2 separate regions of the Homo sapiens genome follow, and region 1 is linked to region 2. The links are chromatin contacts, found by Hi-C or POLR2A ChIA-PET in ENCODE. All regions are on one chromosome and are shown on one strand. The core of a region is the stretch at or near the end of the contact, and the rest is flanking DNA. Distances in the headings are between cores, read along the strand shown.

Evidence for each region. A loop is a pair of places that touch in the nucleus more often than their neighbours do. ChIA-PET counts read pairs that join two places held with the same protein, here RNA polymerase II (POLR2A). Pooled maps may share reads with other maps.
Region 1: a map with no recorded cell type shows a loop between it and region 2 (6-fold over the local background). The contact joins the promoter of KIAA0040 here to the promoter of RABGAP1L-DT in region 2. A Hi-C loop is called at or near these places in 1 of 168 maps with a recorded cell type or tissue (naive thymus-derived CD4-positive, alpha-beta T cell), 5 of 37 single-sample maps with no recorded cell type and 11 of 50 pooled maps. POLR2A ChIA-PET finds 5 or more read pairs at or near these places in 1 of 52 experiments (activated B cell).

The regions. Positions count from the first base shown.
Region 1 is chr1:175,191,487-175,195,519 of GRCh38, forward strand. It overlaps KIAA0040, which reads right to left and starts at 1,290. Exons shown (of 4, transcript NM_014656.3): 1 at 1,154-1,290. RefSeq lists enhancers at 493-542, 683-732, 973-1,122, 1,843-1,952.
Region 2 is chr1:174,157,715-174,161,385 of GRCh38, forward strand. It overlaps RABGAP1L-DT (RABGAP1L divergent transcript), which reads right to left and starts at 1,573. Exons shown (of 4, transcript NR_121197.1): 1 at 1,450-1,573; 2 at 1,173-1,276. RABGAP1L (RAB GTPase activating protein 1 like) reads left to right here and starts at 1,806. Exons shown (of 26, transcript NM_001366446.1): 1 at 1,806-1,943. RefSeq lists silencers at 1,512-1,911, 2,032-2,211.

The DNA.
Region 1 (4,033 bases), core at 40-2,539, 1.0 Mb after region 2:
AGCTGCCTCTCCAGCCCAGCACTGGGTGAAGGGCAGGCACATCAGACTAAGTGGTTGATGCAACTGAACCAGTTTAAAGGCTGGTAAGACGCTTGCAGAAGTCTTTAGATAGAACTTGCAAACCATTTGCAAAAGGGTTAGGAACAGGTTGCATCAATGCTATGTTTAAGTCCTGCTCTTTGTAACTCAAGGCTCTCCCATTATCTAACAGAACTTCAGAATGAGGGTTCCTTAAAATTAGCTTCAGGTCCTTATGAGCTGTAGCTGAGCAAATGAAATGCAACTGCTTTAGAAGGGAGGAGCTTCCAAGATGCTCCAGTGGTCTTTTCCTTCCCTTCCTCGTATAACGCAATCGGTGGCACAATCCCGCTAAGTAGCATGGCATGCTGGCTGCCGGTGTTCTGTTAAATTAGGGTGAGTGCTTGTCTGTGCTTCAGTTTCCCTTTCGGTTAGGCAGGACTGGTCTTCCCACTAGCTATCATCTATAGTTTACTTAACTCTATTATCATATGATGAATCCCGTAAAGCTCTTCAGAATGTTAGGGAAACAGGTCCTATTATGTCCCCCACTCTACCTTCATGGGTGGGATGGGGGGTCTGGGGGTGGGACCACTGAGAGTCAAAGAAGTTAGGAAGTAATCTGTGTCACAGCAAGCTCCCTGGAAACTCTCAGAATAGCAAACAGGTTTCCTCTCCGCCCCTGGCTCCACGCCATATTTTCGTTTTGGCTAGTTCCTTAGCTCCAGAGAAAATCTGGCTTCACCTAGAATGGTTTAGAAACACCTAAGCCCGCGATGCTTTCCGGAGGGTCTCAGGCCTTAGCTTTCTCAGTAAAAAACAGAATTTCCATGTGTCCCCTTCAAAGCGCTCCTACCGGCAGCTGGAGTAAGGTAACTCCACCGCCGACCTCCGAGGAGTTCATGTGGACTCAGCCCAGGCGCAGAGAGGAAGACTCCTGAGAGTCCTCGCGAAGGAGGGAAACACACCAGAACTAAAGTTGTGAAGGCGCAAGAGGCTACTTAGGAATAATTCCTTGTATCTCTGGGGCAGGTCTCATCCTTCTAAAGACAGGAGTGACTGGGCGTCTTCTTCCAAACAGAGGGCGCTTAAAAATGTATTTTTAAAAAACATAACAGAAAGTCCTGAAACTCACCTTTCGGTCCGCGGAAGGGCTTCCTGCAGGCCCAGGGAATCTCCTGGTTGCTGCCCCGTCTGACAGCGCCCCGGGCCCTGGAGGGAGGTGTGGGTTCCTTTTTGGTTGCCTCTGCACTCCCACCCCGAGCCAGGTCTGGCGTGTAGGGCCCCGGCGCCGGCCAAGGTCGTGGGAGCCGCCCGCCCCGCCCCGCCCCGCCCCGCTCCACCCCCGCGCGTACCTGCCGCTGCCGCCGAGGGCAGCGCCCTCTGTGTTCCCTGCCTTCCTACGGGCCGACGCCTGGCATAGTTGAGGTTTCGCTCCAACTCTGTCCTGCCCCTGATGTCACAGGCACAACTTCCTGAATCTGGCTCGCCGTTCCGCCCGCTCCAGGGGCTCGGCCCAGGCTTTCCACCCTGGGCCAGCCCACCTCGGGTGCCTCTGGCCTTGGGCGCACACGCCCCAGACGCGCCCTCCCTCCCCGTCTTCCCGCCGGTGGCTCCCCACTCCCCGCCCCCCGCCATTACGTGTCCTTGCCCCCTCAGTCCCGGAACACGCCTCCTTCAGGACACAGCGGCTGCGGAGCCAGCCCCGGTGTCTCTCACAGACGCACCAGTGTTCCAGGAATGGGACACAGAACTCCGGGCAAACCCGGCTTCAGGGAAAACAGCTGCCTAAATAGAGGGCCTTCCTGGAAGGGGTGGGAGGCGTTGGAGAGGGATACCATGCGGCAGGTTGGGTGAAGGCTCCGATGTCTTATCGGGACAAATGAGCATGACAGTCCCCTCTAGCCAACGCCGGTTGCTCCAAGGGGTGCAGGTGACATCTCAGAAGAGTCTTTGTCTCTGCTGCCTGGAGGCGCTAAGGAAAACTGCGCCCCAGGAGCTGTCTGTCACAAGCAAATGACGGAGGGGAAAGCTGACTTCAAAAAGTTCTCAGGGGTTCTTCCCTCTCATCCTCAGCTGCTCTCCATCTACTTTCTATTCAGATCTCTTGGCTCTAGTTCCGAGCACATGGGATGCTAGGAAATGAAAAGACCTGCGCCCCTTTGAATAGGGGACTCCAGACACAAAGCTCTGATGATTCAGAGCTTGTTCAGTGCCTCCAGGGATACTGTGGGTGGGAAAAGAGGGGGATGCCAGGACCTGGCTGTGGATCATTTCAGGGGCCTCCTCAGTGTCATCCTGGGAGGTCCTCCCTGACAAGGGCCTGAAATGCTGTTCCCTCGACTGTATTTGCCAGGTACACAGGTACCAGGTGCCAGGTGCTGAACCAGGACTTGCCCTCCATCGACTGTGCCTGAGTATGGGTGTCCTTTGGCTTCTCCAAGTGGGCATTAAAATGACTGCTGCAACCAACTGTCACAACTGAGATTCAAGAGATTCCTTTCTGTTTATTCAGGAGAAACCACGTGGCTCTGAGTTGAAAGGCCAAAGAGAAAACCCACCATCCAGCCTGAAACGCCAAAAATGGCTAGAAAAAGAGGAAAATAAGTTATTTATTTATTTATTTATTTATTTTTTACAGAGGAAGACTAGATTCACAAGCCGGGAGAAGCTCAAATCTGTAATGACACTTTGAGCCTGCAGTTGTCTACCTATGTACAATGTACCTATGTACCTATGTAGGTTCCTCTAAAACTCCTGGAGCCTAAGGCCAGAGTATAGAGTCTAACAGGGCCATGAGGAAGACAGGCCTGGGATGGATGATAGTAAGGCCTTGAATGCTGGCCTGAAAATTTGGGAATGGGGATCTCCTGCCTGGAGGTTTACACACAGTGTATCATTCAACCTTTCACAACACATTTATGAGAGGTAGTATTATCCTCATTGTACAGGTGAGGAAATTGTGGTTGAGAGGAAGCTAAGGAAGTTCCTCAAGGTCACATAGCTAATAAATGGTAGAGCCAGGTTTGAATCCAAGTGTTTCCAACCGCCGCTCCCCCTGACCCAGTGCATCCTTTTACCACCATATCATCTAGTAGAGGAGGAACTTGCCTTCTGTGAAGGAATTCCACACTTGAGCAGGGATCATGTACAGGTCTTGAATGACGCCTATTGCGGGGAGGCCATAGAAAATACTTTCCTGAAAGTCTGGAGCAACATTACAGATTGGTTCTGGCCAGGGTGATGGGTATGTAGGGTTGCTTTTAAGAGAAAAGAGGAAGAAACTAAATGAGAAAAACAGGGGCAATCGAATTGAGCTCAGGGCTTCATGGACATGGTTGTCTGATCGTAGAAAGGAAACCAGGGCCATCCATAAGATGGTATCTCTAGCTATCTCAATTCATAAGGAGAAAAGTCTAATGCTGAAAACCAGAAAATTCTGTGGCAGAGAAATCAGGGACTTATAGGTGGGCTGGATGGTGGATTTACTCACACTAGACTGCCAAGGCTGCAAAGTCTGTTGCTGTATTGACACTACTAGAAGATGCAATTATGCAGAAGAAAAGAAGTGGGCATCTGGCAAGGATGTTTTCACCCTGGATGAATGATGTGTTCCTTATGAAAAAGCAGGTTGGAACACCCACCTACTATTTTATTCCTTGGCAGTAAAATCCTAACTCCTATGAACTCATGAACAGCCCCAGGCAGCAACAGGGCTACTACGTTTTGCTTAATCCTTATTATTTTTCTTGTTTTCAGTAAGGATATTTGAAGTTGGTCAAGAGCTTAGTGGGCACTAAATGGAGTAGAACAAAATATTAACTTTTTTTTTTTTTAAAAAAAGAAGCCAAAATAAAGCAGATTTGTGCACTGAGACTGGAAATTGGAACCCCTTTTTGACCACTCCTCACTAGCTTTAGCACCTGCTGATCTCTGGTTTCACATCAGTATGTTGCAGAAAACAGGGGTTGCCTCCCTCTCAGATACTGTAAAAATCAGTGGAGTGCTAAGTATT
Region 2 (3,671 bases), core at 323-2,822:
GACAGGATTTTTCTTTTCCTTATAGCAAGTTGGCACATGAAGATAGCATGCTCCACTTAAATAGAAGAATTAACTCGCAGTGGCCAGTGGTGTCCACTATTGCTTTCAAAGACATATGGAACTGAATTTGGGGAACACTAAACTTGTTTTGGACTTGCCATTTTTTTTTTAAATTCTTTTTTAGCTAAGTTACCTATTGAATGCCCATAATTACCACATCCATTGTCCTTTTTTGTCAAAAAGCTTCACTCCAGTTAGAAGATACCTGAAGGCAGAAACTGCGGCTTTGTCAACTGTTGATTTCCTCATGGCGCGCAGTGTAAATTTACTAGTACTTTATTTAGTAGAGGCTTAGTACTTACTGGTTGGCAGATTTATTAATAGTTCCTGTACATCTCAGGAAATCAACAGATGATTTATGTTATTCTAACCCTAACTTTATTAAATATAATAAAAACTTTCAGCATTTATTGTCAGGCCCAGGGCTAGGTAGGCTCCTGAGATACAGAAGTTAATAAGGGAAGCAGCCCAGAAGGTAGGGGAAACAAAAAAATAGTTACAACACTCTTGATATGTCTCAGCATCTATAGACATTAACATCAGGAAAAGCGGGGGTGTGGGGGGAAGGAATTTGTCAGGGAGGGCCCTTTGGACAAATGTCACGTTTCTCAGAGTAGCTTTTAAATATGGGTGGGAAAATGAGGGCAGGGGAATTGAAGTGGGATAGAAGGGAGATATTTAAACTAAAGTCATTCTATGGCTGCAATCACTGGACACTATATTCACTTATCCATGCAATCACATTCATTGAGTGCTTCCTATGAGTTAGGCAGGGTGCACAGTGTAAGATACAAATGAATGATACAGGTTCACAGCGGTTGTCTAGTGGGATAAAATGCTGCACAGGGCAACCTGGATAAGCCTGACATGTTAGGTGCCACAAAACTACAGAACAAAGTGCTAAGGAGATTCGGAAAATTTACAGGTCATTTCTGGTTGCAGGATCTAGAAGAAGGATGTCCACAATTCAAGGATCAGTACAATCTTCGTAGCGAAAAAGCGTTGGTTTATTCTACCTCTACCTAGTTTGTACCTCAACATCTTTTACCCCAAAGGATAAAAAGGTGCAAATGAGGGCACATTTTCTTCATATAATACGTAATGGTGCTTACTTATTGCTTTCCTGTTCATTCCCCGCAGGTGATTTCCCTCTTCAGTCTCCCCCGAGTCTCACAGAAGGAACTAACAAGGGAGCGCTTCACAAGCACACAGACACCTTCAAACAGGCGCAGAAGAGTACTTGGTGAAAAAGTATTCTTTCAGGTGACTTTCCTTAAGATTACTGAGCATTAAGAATGAAAATATGTAAACCAGGTTTACGAGCAAGAAAATAATCTCTCCACATTCAGAGTTAATCTTCCGAACTCAGCAACTGCCAGTAGAACGCACCCCGGTCAGGGCGGGCTCGCGGGCGCGGTCCCACCCCCAGGCCCCTCCGCCGCGGAGGTTCTCCAGCGCCGCCCGTACTCCCGCCTTTCGCGCGTCCCTGCTCTAACAGCTCTGGTTCTGTCAGGACCTCACTCCTCCGCTCCCGGCGCAACCGCGGCCACGCAGCGACGTGCACGCGCGTGTGCGCCGCCGCCGCCCGGCAGAGTGGGCGCCTCCGACATCAGGAGCGCGCACGCCGCGCAGAGGGGCCTGGACGAGCGCGCTTCCGACCCGCCGCCACCGCCTCCTCCCCTCCTTCTCGGCCCGCCCCCTCCCTCGCCTCTTCCTGCCAGGCGGCCCTTCTCCCCTCCCCTCTCAGTTCCCTCCGCCCTCCTCGGGCTCCAGCGGTGGCGGAGCGAACGGGACCGGCCCGGCTTCAGAGCGCGAGGTGGAGGGTGGAACGCGGGCGCCTGAAGGAGTTGTTGTCTCGGCAGCGCCCGCGGAGACGTGAAGAGGTGAGGCGAGGACGGCCTCCTAGGGACACGAGGGCGGCCCGGCGGCCCGGATCCGCGGGCCGAGGCTGCCTGGGTGTGTTGGCGTCGGGCTGAGCCTGGGGAGGGTCGAGATGGGGCCCCAGCCGAGGACTGGGATGCGGGAGGACCGCGGTAAGGAGGGTAGGGGGCGGGTTCAGGACTGTCGGCCGCCTCCCGGACACCGCAGTTCTCCCAGGTGGCCGCTCCTCGCGGATAGGGCGGGCGGGGTCGGCGCCCTTACCTGGGGGTGGGGTAGTGGCTTTGGCGGCCGCCTCCTCCAGCTGTGCCCTCCTGACATTGCTGCCTCGGCGGCTGCCGCCCGCTGCTACGCTGTGGCTGCTGCTGGATTCGCAGTCCCAGCCGCCCTGCGTCCGGTGGGCGAGTGGTTAGGGTATTTTCTTACCCACACGCAGGCTTCTGTACTCGACCATTTCTCTCCCTCGCCCTTCCTCTTCCTCCGCCGAGCACTTTGCTCGGCTCCTGCTGTTGATGCTTGTGGTTTTGCAGTTTGGGATGGGATGCGTTCCGGGCAGATCCCTACCTGTAGGGAATGCCCCGCTTCAAAGTTGACCTCCTGAGCCATGACAAACACCTCCCCCCAACCCCCACCCACCTTGTGAGTGCTCAGTGTCCTGATAACTGAGTCAAAGTTTCTGAGACTGGGCTAGTACTTTGCACTGGTCGCCAACGGTACAGGGCTGGGCAGTGCGTCAGCATGTGGAAAGGGGCCACCGGCTAGCGGGAGGTGGCCGGGTGCATGGGAGCTGAACTGACGGGTTTCAGATACTAGGCAGTGTGTCCAGGTCCTTGGATCTCTCAGATAGGGTTATATTAGAATATGTACCAAAACTTGGGTGGTCACTTGCAAAATTGGTTTCATGCAAGTAAACTGAAATGCCAGCCTTATTACACTAATGGTAAGGAGAACTTTTGCTTGCCTGACAGATTTCAGCGCAGTTTGGAAAATGATTTTAAGGCCTTTATTTTTGGCACTGGAGGGGTTTAGGGATTTTTAATACATTTAAATTTCCTCGTGCATAGTGGGAGGTAAGTAGTTGCTTGTTAAAATTCTGAAAACACAGTTTCATGAAAACCTTCTGACTTTTCTTACAGTAGTGTTTATATTTGGCATCTTCCGTAGAATATCCATTAGTTATGATGTCAGAAGATACGGATGTGAAGTTTGCTTTTTGTGATCACATTGGAAGTGGATTTTGTTCATGGAAAATACTGGTTCACAAGCTCCTAGTACTAGAAAACTGGCCTGTGATTCATTTTCTCAGTAGAGCGTCCCTTATGAAATTGACAATGAGATTTCTAAGGAGAAAGACTAGTTGAACTTTATGTATACATTATCATCAAATTGTATTAAATGTACACCTGCCTGAGGGGTTAGCTCTAGACTTTGAGTTAGACTGGTGTCTATACTAAATCAGTTCAATAAATGCGCTGATATTATGTATTATTCATTTGGAGAGAAGTAGATAAAGCAGGGCAGAGTTTATATTTTAACATATTATGTAGCCTACATTTGCTCTGATGTGTATTATTATTATTATTATTATTATTATTATTATTATTTTTGAGACGAAGTTTCGCTCTTGATGCCCAGGCTGGAGTGCAACAGCGCGATCTCGGCTCACCACAACCTCCGCCTCCCGGGTTCAAGCGATTCTCCTGCCTCAGCTTTTTGTGTAGCTGGGACTACAG